2 separate regions of the Homo sapiens genome follow, and region 2 is linked to region 1. The links are chromatin loops, found by intact Hi-C in ENCODE. Cell type or tissue: A673. All regions are shown on one strand. Links, peaks and the distances in the headings refer to the core of each region. The heading gives the core; the rest is flanking DNA.

Evidence for each region. Hi-C counts contacts between places; a loop is a spot of excess contacts. Peaks named below come from ENCODE experiments on the same cell type or tissue, not always from the same donor. Only the 100,000 strongest peaks of a DNase experiment are listed, where the experiment ranks them.
Region 2: a loop joins it to region 1, with 11 times the contacts of the local background. A loop is called at or near these places in 1 of 110 quality-filtered maps.

The regions. Positions count from the first base shown.
Region 1 is chr11:39,456,172-39,461,564 of GRCh38, reverse strand. No RefSeq gene overlaps it. Among named protein-coding and RNA genes, the nearest start is that of LINC01493, 810 kb to the right of the region's middle. In A673, for the core only: no CTCF peak of the experiment used is centred there; DNase peaks (open chromatin) are centred at 284, 1,794, 2,884 and 3,554; H3K27ac peaks cover 5,000 bases.
Region 2 is chr11:39,136,845-39,142,237 of GRCh38, reverse strand. No RefSeq gene overlaps it. Among named protein-coding and RNA genes, the nearest start is that of LINC01493, 490 kb to the right of the region's middle. In A673, for the core only: no CTCF peak of the experiment used is centred there; DNase peaks (open chromatin) are centred at 1,967 and 2,477; H3K27ac peaks cover 3,122 bases.

The DNA of each region.
Region 1 (5,393 bases), core at 224-5,223:
TGATTGAAAATGTAGGGCATGAAGTATGTGAAATTTATGTTTTCTTCCTTAGGCTAATCTCATCAGCAGATCTGTCCTGAAACTAGTTTAAAAAAAATCCAGGGATTTAAATATTGAAGAATATATATTTTTTATGAAGCTCATTTTTAAAAACAATAGTATATCTGAGAATCTCTCTTGTTGAGGCATTGTATAAAAGTTTTTGAGTTCTGGGCCTGGGTCCAGGTTGGGTATTGTTAGCAAGGAGGCCACAGGCAGGGAACACTTGTACTCTAATCCCAGGCTCGATGTGTGGGTATAAATTATGTAACTGCTATCTGTTCTCTGGGCAGGACCAGCTCTCCTCTCCCAGGCAAAGGCACAACATTGGGTAAAGAATCCAAGGCTCTTTCTTATTCCTTGATCTAACTGACCTCATTTTTCTTCCAGGGCTACACTGTGCTCATTCCAGCCTTTAGGATTTTACAGTTGCTATCTGTTTTCTGTGGAAAGTTCTGTCTCCAAAACATTGCAAGTCGGTAACGTCTTACTATCCAGTTGTCATCTCAGATGTCACCTCTTCTGGATTTTATTTTCTTCATATACTAATCTCTCTGCAAAATTATCATAATGATTTATTTATCATTAAGTAAATACAAGTTTAGTTACTACTATGCAACAGGTATTGGTTCATGTTTCTGGAATACATTATTTAAAAAAATAATGTATTTTTAAATCCCTGTATTCTGGAAACAATGATGTAATATCTTATGCATTGTTTCATGCATAGGTATTACATGAAACAGGTACCATGTCATGTTTCCAGAATACAGGGATTCAAAACTAATGGTATCCCTGAAAGTAAGGAATTCAAATTGCACGCACATGATAAACATGTAAACAAATAAATCATTTTAGGGCTAGATGAAGTGTATGAAAAATAGCCACCAAGACGCAAACTGAAGCCCTAGAGAACATAGAAATTGAGAAGCTCATTTGAGTAGGTAAGGGTTAAACTCTCATTTTTAAAAATTTTTTTTGAGATGGAGTCTCACTCTGTCACCAGGCTAGAGTGCAGTGGCACGATCTCGGCTCACGGCAACCTCTGACTCCCTGGTTCAAGCGATTCTCCTGCCTCAGCCTCCTGAGTAGCTGGAATTACAGGCACGCACCACCACACCCAGCTAATTTTTGTATTTTTAGTACAGATAGGGTTTCACCATGTTGGCCAGGATGGTCTCAATCTCCTGACCTTGTGATTCACCTGCCTCGGCCTCCCGGAGTGCTGGGATTACAGGTGTGAGCCACTGTGACCAGCCAAGGGTTAAATTCTTGAGACGATTGTGTTTTAACTTATTCTTAATTTGTAAAGATCTTATAAATGAGCACTGCAAGCAAAAAGCACAGGAAGTACAAAGCATGGACAGAACTGAGCAAGAGAATGAAAGTCAGAGAATGAGTGAGCAGAGAGAGGTGAGTTCTGAGAATCTGACAGGCCAGATAGTGTGAGCCTTATAGGATATAGTAAAGGATTTGAATTCTATACAAAGTTTAATTTAAAAAATGAATATTTTAAAGAAAGGGCATAATAATATGCTACGCATATTTTTTAGTGTTCTGTCTGGCTGCTGTTGTGGAGAACCAATGGAGAATGTTACATTAGGATAATTTGCTGTACCCTAGATTTGTTGTAGTAGCAAATACATGATGTAATTTCAGTGGCTTCATACCAACAACGTTTATTTGTCATTCAAGCACTGAGGCAAGTGGGGAAATGTCTTGATTTGATGAATTGTCAAAGGTATGAGCTTACCGGCTTCTCATCACAAGGCTGTAAGTTTGCCGTAATGGAGAATAAGGACTCAGTAATGCATCAGATGTGAAGCGATGTATAATATATGCCCTCAGTTCTATTTGCTAGACCCCCGTCACATATTAAAATGAACTACAACAGTGAACAGGAAATATAGGGGAGCAATTGATATTCCATGAGCACTAACTGGACATGTCAGACAAGGAAAAAATAAGTGAAGAGTAAGACCTGTTAGGATGCAGTTCTGTAATTAGAATAAATGAGTGAAAAAAAAAGGATTATGAAAAAAGAGTGCTATATTTGGGCCAGGTGTGGTGGCTCACCCTGTAATCCCAGCACTTTGGGAAGCCAAGGTGGGTGGATCACCTGAGGTCAGGAGTTCAAGACCAGCCTGGCCAACATGGTGAAACCCCGTCTCTACTAATAATACAAAAATTAGTCGGGCATGGTGGCACATGCCCTTAATCCCAGCTACGCGGGAGGCTGAGGCAGGAGAACTGCTTGAACCCAGGAGGTGGAGGTTGCAGTGAGCTGAGATCATGCCATTGCACTCTAGCCTGGGTGACAAGAGTGAAACTCTGTTTCCAGAAAAAAAAAAAAGAAAAGAGTGCTATATTTAAAATTGAGGGGTGTGTGTGTGTATGTGTGTGTGAAGTATAACTATAGTGGATTCCTAAGAAGGAAAAGATCATCATTACTAAGGAAATTAAAAAACTTAAAAGTCATTTATGTGAATGTTGAAGTTTTCTCTGCTTATGAAAAGTAATATATATTTCCTAAATAATTTTTTATACCTTTATTTCTACTTTAAGATGAACATTTTAAATGTTTTTATGTTTTGGATTAGAAATACACCCCCTTTGAGTTTGACTAAGTTAAATTTTATAAGTGAGAATCCTGTTTTATCCTAACCTCTCTGTTGACTCTGGTCAGTTTTCTCTGTAACTTTAATGAACAATCATCTTTTGCCACTTTTACCCAGTTATTTCTGTGTTGACGTTTCACGAGTCTGATATTTTATGGAAAGCTAATTTCCTTCCTTCCTTCCTTCCTTCCTTCCTTCCTTTCCTTCCTTCCCTCCCTCCCTTCCTCTCTTTTCTTTCTACATTTATTCACTCATTTGTTTATTTATTGCCATTATGAGCCTATTACATGATGTAAGAAAAGAACTCTGGACTGAGTATCAGGAAGCCTACATTCTTGTTCTAGTTTAACCTGTTATTCTCTATGTCCATTCATTCAACACTATTCAAGATATATTTTTTACATTCTATGTGCAAGTTTCTGAGAGAAGAGTTTACAAGAGTGCCTCCATTGAGCTTAAATTCCATTGGAAAGGAAAGGGATGGAAACAACAAAATCACAACCTTATCTCTTCATGGGCCATTTGTTGAAAAGAACATGGAGTTATAAAGAAAATAAATATCTGTCGATTATAAAATTATTTACAAATGTAGCTTTTGTTGTTTTTTAGCTTTCTGTGCCTTGAAATTTGTTTTCTCCATATATTCCTATGATTTTTGAAGATTATTTTAAACAATATGAGCTGGTCCAGTCAGCTGGTAGTAGTTGTTCTTTTATCAGTACTCCTTAACCCATTATTGGATGGATTTACTGCCTATAGCCGTAGACTGACCTCACTTTTCTTAGGTCAAAGGTAACTCTGACCCACTCCACAGGGCTCCTTCATATTCAGCAAGTCTGACTTTCTGGGTTTCAAACTCTCTGTTAGGAAAATGTGGTGACTTGCTACTTAGATTCCTCTTAGGTAAAACTAGTGTTTGTAATTTCTGAGGCCTGTGGATGAGACACAGTGCAAAAATATCAGGAGTTATTAATAAAGTGTGAGTGTTCACAGTGAGGTCACTGAGAAATGATAGGCGCGAAGGAATTAATCATTCTTACCATGTCTCTGGCAGCGGGAGCTTAAAGTTATAAAATCTTTTGATATTTATAACAGTATTCCTTTCTACATATTTTGTCAAATATTTTGATTTCTTTCATTTTCTGTATATGTGCTCTAAAATATAAGATAGTAAAACAAATTTTATTTTTACATAAGCAGGGCATTAAAATAAATTTTATTAGAAAAATATACTACTTTGTCTATGTGAAACAAGTATTTCTGGTGAGTTTCATTGCCTGATCCCCATTAGACTTTTCATCCCCATAACAATTTTATATTTAGTCAGAGAGGGTAAACCCAAAATCAGCAACACCAAGGATTTCCACAGTCGTGTTCACCAACAGTCAAACATGACTTTATTTAATCCCAGAAATTGTCCCCTAGTTACAATTGGTTTACATGAATAGAAAAGGTCAAACTCCTGGTCTGATTTTGCTTTGTTTTTGTTGTCTTTCCAAGACCTTGTACAGAGTTTAGGTCTTCAGCTTCTTCTTTTCCTTTACTAAAATGTTCTTAAAAGCAGCTTTTAACTAATTCGGTTTTCATAAAGGTTTTCTGGTTGCCATTATTGTTGCTGCTTCTGCTGTTTACTAATAGCTTTTCATTATGAAATGATATATATTATATTGTTATAATTTTATATCATCTATATCATTAATATACTTATATGAGATATATATGTCATATCTATTAAGACTACCTGTGTGTATATTTTTAATTAATCTGTATTATTTTACTCGATTTTATTTAACATCCTTATTTTATTTCTATTACATTTCCTTCATAATAGTTTAATCATAGTCAACACAAGAATCACTCGGGTAAGTTTTTTTTTTTTTTTTCTCTTTTCTGAGACAGAGTTTCACTCTTGTTGCTCAGGCTGGAGTGCAATGGCACAATCTCAGCTCACTACAAACTCTGCCTCCTGGGTCAAGCGATTCTCCTGCCTCAGCCTTCCGAGTAGCTGGGATTACAGACAAGCACCACCATACCCAGCTAATTTTGTATTTTTAGTAGAGATAGGGTTTCATCATGTTGGTCAGGCTGGTCTCAAACTCCTGACCTCAGCTGAGCCACCTGCCTTGGCCTCCCAAAGTGCTGGGATTACAGGAGTGAGCCACCGCACCTGGACAGTAAGTTCTTACTCAAAAAAGAGGAACGAAGATAGATAGATATATAATTTCTTTTTTTTTTTTTTTGAGGTGGAGTCTTGCTCTGTCGCCCAGGCCAGTGTGCAGTGGCACGGTCTCTGCTCACTGCAAGCTCTACCTCCAGGGTTCACGCCATTCTCCTGCCTCAGCCTCCAGAGTAGCTGGGACTACAGGCACCCGCCACCATGCCTGGCTAATTTTTTGTATTTTTAGTAGAGACAAGGTTTCACCGTGTTAGCCAGGATGGTCTCCTGACCTCATGATCCACCCGCCTCGGCCTCTCAATGTGCTGGGATTACAGGCAGGAGCCACCAGGCCCGGCCGGAGATATAATTATTTTATTTTTTCCCCATTGGTATGCAACATATCTCCAACATAAAAAGCTACTCAATTTTGTTAATTAAAGGAAGAAGAGCAACAGGGCAAATCTAAATTTGTAGGTAGACAGTTGAATTACAAGTAAAATGATTCTTCCAAGAAAATATGAATTCTGTCCAGATTTTTAGCTCAAGGAAACTATTAGAATAGTGATAGCACCACGATG
Region 2 (5,393 bases), core at 322-5,321, 320 kb after region 1:
CACTCGCAGGCTTGGCTCTTTCTTACCAGCCTCCTTTCTGCTCATGGGTCATCACCTCTGCGAGGCTTCCCTGACCATTACAATTAATGTAGCTGCGAACCAAATGCACACCCTCTCATATGTCTGTTTTTCTTTAGAGAATATTAATTTCATGAGACTTCCCTGTCTTATTTACTATTGTATTTCCAGTGTCTAAAACATTGCTGGAATATAGAAGACTCTCAAAACTGTTTACTAAATAAAGGAAAACTCTAATTGAGGAAAATCGTAGAAAGTGGTTAATTTTATGAGATTTAAAAGATTTACTGATTATGATTATTAACTAGCAACATTTTAAATTTAGAAGAGACAAAGTACAACTGGAACAGTCTTTTTAAACTTCTTTTTACCTTAGAATGTGCAGATTATAAAAATATTAAAAATAATTATTTTGATTAATTAACACATGAAATGACTTGGAAACATTCCTAGAACATTATGACTAGATTCATATTGGAATTAAATAATTTTTCAAGTTTTCAATATCTGTATATATAATATTCTGATAACTATAAAAAGAGTAAAGTGCTCTTATTCTTTCATTTTCTTCCTAATTTCTGTTTGAATAATTAAATGTCATTTTGCCTATTTTTATGATAAGTTCTACTTGGGTATATGATAAAATGACCCATTTTCATTTGATTATGTAACTGTTTTAGAAAATTTATTTTAAATAACAAGAATATTTACTATAATGAATATAATTAATATACATTTGTTAGGTCAAAGGAATCTTCTGCAGGCCATTTTCTGAGTGCATCTTTCCTCTCTTTTATTAATGGTTCATATTGGACAATTTGTTAAAATATGGAAATTGAGGAGATACATTAGAAAGGTCAACAAAAATATAAACAGTCTTAAGTTTCCAGGTGACATAAAACATAGTGATTTGAGTAAGGCCTAGAAGTTATAAGGCTCTGTGTTTTTTTTCTCCAAATGTTATTTAAATAGAGTAAGTGATTTTTATAGTTCTCTTCGTTCTTCCATTAGTTTATAATTTAAAACCCTGTGATTAAATATTTCAAACATTAGCATTTTCAGAGTATAAAATGTATAAATGCAAATTATTTGTATTGCCAATGAATTTTTAACTTTCAGAACTGTAAATTCTCCCAAAGTTGGGGATGCTGGGAACCATGAGGATACTGTCACTACTTCATCTCGGCACATATTCCACTTGCTTTCACTACAACTCTCTGTTTATTTTTAATGAAATCTGTAGTGCCTCTAAAATGTGTACTTTGCATTTGATATGCTTTCTCAACATTAGCTCATTAATCTTCTAGCCTTTCTAACAAGTCATAGAAAAGTGAGTCTATTCCAAGTGCAAAAATCCACAGAATAAATTTAGCATTAAGTTGTTTGTGACTGAAAGCCATAGAAATTATGGTAGTAATTAGAAATGGTATAAGAAATGCTCTGTATCCTTTTTTCCTACATTTTCTTTTTCTCTTCCTGTCTTTCTCGTATTATTTTTTCAACATTTATCTTTTAGACAGTAAGTATAGTAAGAGGAATGAGTTGATATTGACTAGTAATTATAGTAGCATACTTTTTATTTAATTTTTCTCTATAAATTTACATTCTCTGCTTAAATTCTCCATCTCATCCTTCAGTATATTGACCTCTCATGCTCTATTATATTATTTTAGTCACAGTTATTTTAATGTTCTGGTTTAATAACTGTAAACTGCGAGGACATTAGAGGCTTTGGATCTTGTTATCTTCCTCTAGAAGGGATTCACTTCAAGTTCTTTAGTCTCCTAGGACTGAATTGTTCTCAAGGCCTCTCAGCCATGGCAGTTGTGATGTCCAATTTCTTTCTCTTCTGTCTGGCACAGTTCAGTCTAGAGATTCTGCTCATCTTGTCAGTTCCCTCAGCAATCATTTTTAGTTAGCAGATGCCACAGCAAGAGGAGTTTAGTGTTATTTTAATGTCTCTGTATTTCTCTCCTACATACCTCCTCAGATTTTGACTGCATGAGAAGCTCTCAGGATTCTTCAAATTTTTTTTTTGTATGTCGCTAGCATTGGTTTGATACAATCTCACTTATCACATTCAGAAATAATTTATAAAAAATATAGTATACTTATTTAGTAGTATTTATAATATTTAATAATTTTAGTATTTAGTAATTGAGTAGTATTTGTAGGAATAAGATTTTAAAATAACAACAATATTTCTTATACCATTATTTGAGAAGTCTTTATGTAAGAATCAAACTGTTACAGCATGTGCTCAAAAACTGACTACTTTGTAATCTAAGATGAAAGGTGTAGAGTCAAATGAATAACGTTTTGGGGACAGCTTTTGACTGAGCACATGATTTTAGTTGGATCAATTAACTGTTCTCAGCCTCAGATCATCCTTTTGTAGGAAATCAACTTTTTCAGTCTCACTTCCTCTATGAATAAAGATTATCTGATAAATGAGAAAACCCGCTGAGATCCGCAGAAAGAGGGTACAATGTAAAAGTAAAACATTGTTTTGTAAAAGGAGCTGTCTCAGTAAGGGATTGCTTTATTGAGCAATCTGAACTAATTGTGATAACCTCAAAGGGTAGTAAAATACACTGATCTATGCCACCAACACTGCTATATTAGCAGATCTAGAAAGGGTGAGCAGAGATAGTAGGGAATGAGATCACAGACTTAAAAGAGTACAGTAATGGTGTGGGTATAGATTATATAGAAGTTTTTTAGGCCACCGTGTGGACTTTGCTATTTAGAGTCAGTTAGGAAGCCAAATTAAGGTTGTAAGAAGAGGAATGTCATGATTAGATTTTCTTTTAAAATATTTCTTATATGGCTGCAATATTCTGAATAGATTAACGAGAAGTAATGACAGAAACTGAAGGGGCAATAAGAAACTTATACAATAATTTTTGCTTATCTCTTTTATTCTGTCAGGAAGGTAAATGTTTGTGAGAAGCCCACTAATAGATCATACCTCAGGCTCAGTTGGCCAGGATTGAGTTATTGCTTACTCCTGAGCTGCAAGTGTATCTAAGAAAGGAGATATCTGGTATTGTCTGTGGATATAGTGGAAGACAGACTCTGCTGGCAAAAAAAAAAAAAAAAGGGAGAAATAGCCATTGGTTAGGCAATGAATAATGCTTTTCATGGTGATATTTAGGCTTAGAGCATTACGAATGCCTTGAAGCTATTAGGTAGGATATTAAATTGATGAAGTTATTTGAGAATAGCCTTTCTGACTGTTCCAGAAAAATGGACCAGTGGTGAGCAAGACAAGAAGTAAGGAATCCAATTAGAAAGATCTTGCCGTAATTCAGAAGACACATGATAGCATATGAAAGTGGCCTGGGATTGACTGAATGTGAGAGCTGAGGGTCATGGAGAGGAAGCATCAATGATGTTGCTCACACTAGATTTCTAGATTGGACAAATGGTTATAATATGTTGCCATTATTGACACTTGTGCTTTTGTTTTGAAGGGGAGCAAGTTTGGGAAGGAAATGATGAGATTAGCTGTGATTATGCTGAGTTTAGATGTGCCGGGAAAAAAATCTAAATAATAATATGAAATAAGCAAATCTGAAGCACAAGAAAAATATTAAAGCTAAAAATATATATTTTAGAGTTACATACATGCTGATAATTCTGGCCAAATTATAAAATAGTTAATCCAGAAAAAACTAAGATTGAATCAAGATGGTGTTGTGAACAAACACTTTCACTCTCCTGTCCTATATGCAAAGAAGGGACAGCGAGAGTGAGGCAAATAGCAGATAAAGGGAGGTTCAAAAATAAAATATGTAACGGAAGAATATTTGTGATGAATTGGAAATGTTCAGTCTCAGACTATAAAGAGCATATAAAATATAATCTTTAGAAATATATAGTTTTCTTTTCTTTGGAAGATAGTGGATTAGAGGCTTTTGTATGTCTCAGCCACGTGGAAACAGGAAAATAGCACATAAAAATGAACTCTGAGAGTGTTAATTCAAGAAGAAAGACAATAATTCACCAGAATAGCCAAGGACAACCCAGACCCTGGAGAGGAGAAGGTGGGCAAGCAGTCCCTGTTATGGCTTTTGGCTGATAAATATATGAGTGAAGCCCCACTACGTGAGAGGGTTAGTTACTCTCCCTCTATGTCTCTCCTTTCCTCTGGGGATCTGTGCAACCCAGGCCAAGGGAGAGCACCACTTTTCTCTCAAGCCCTGGAGCTAACTTGGGGAGAGGCAGACAGAGGGAAAGACACTGGGAAAAGCTGCAGGCATTTTCCCAGACCTAGGGCTGAGAAGAGGATGTCATTTTAAACCTAGTCTCATAGAAAATCAGATAAGGAGTGGGAGAGAGGCAGATACCACTCCCCTGGAAATCTAATCCTCACCACAGTTTACCCCTAAGGAAGGAGGGAGTGCAGCCTCCCAAAGCTCTTTTGGGTCAAAGAAAACATGAACATGGTGCCAGGTATTGAATGTAGCAGCACAAAAGCCCTGGAATAGACATGTAGGATGGATGACCCCTGCAATGGGGACATCTCTTGCCTCCATTCCCCTCTTCAGTGCACTGTTGTAGACTCAGCAGTGGCCCAGTTAGGGCCTGAGGAGTATGAGCTGAAAGAAACTACTTCTCGGCCAAGCACAGTGGCTCACACCTGTAATCCCAGCACTTTGGGAGGTTGAGGCAGGTGGATCACCTGAGGTCAGTAGTTCGAGACCAGCCTAACCAACATGGAGAAACCCCATATATACCAAAAATACAAAATTAGCCAGGTGTGGTGGTGCATGCCTGTAATCCCAGCTACTGAGAAGGCTGAGGCAGGAGGAGAATTCCTTGAACCCGGGAGGCGAATGTTGTGGTGAGCTGAGATCGTGCCATTACACTCCATCCTGGGCAACAAGAGTGAAACTCAGTCTAAAAAAAAAAAAAAGAAGAAGAAGAAGAAAAGAAAAAGAAATCAGTTCTCAGGATTTTTTAGCCTCTCCAACCCCAATGAAGGTGAACACATGCTGAGAGAGGACACTTTTTATGCTCTCCATTGCCTCGGCCACCACCCCTATCTGTTAGCTCTTATTCTTAAGTGCCATCTGCTAAACTATAGCCTGAAATATACCACCAAACAAAAATACATCACTGCAATAAGAAACATCTGAGAAAGCCACTGCATGAATCTATCTGCAGCCAAGGAACCTGTATGGAGCCTCAGCACCTTGAAAGCACTCAAAAATAAAGCCAATTGATTATATGCAACATATATCACGGTCATGCCATCAAGAGTAAAAAGAATAAAAAATAAAGAAGTACCACTGAAATTAAAAAAAATAAAAACAAACAAAAAAAGTCTCCGAATCATCAGCTCCCTGAGATGAGAAGGAATTGGCACA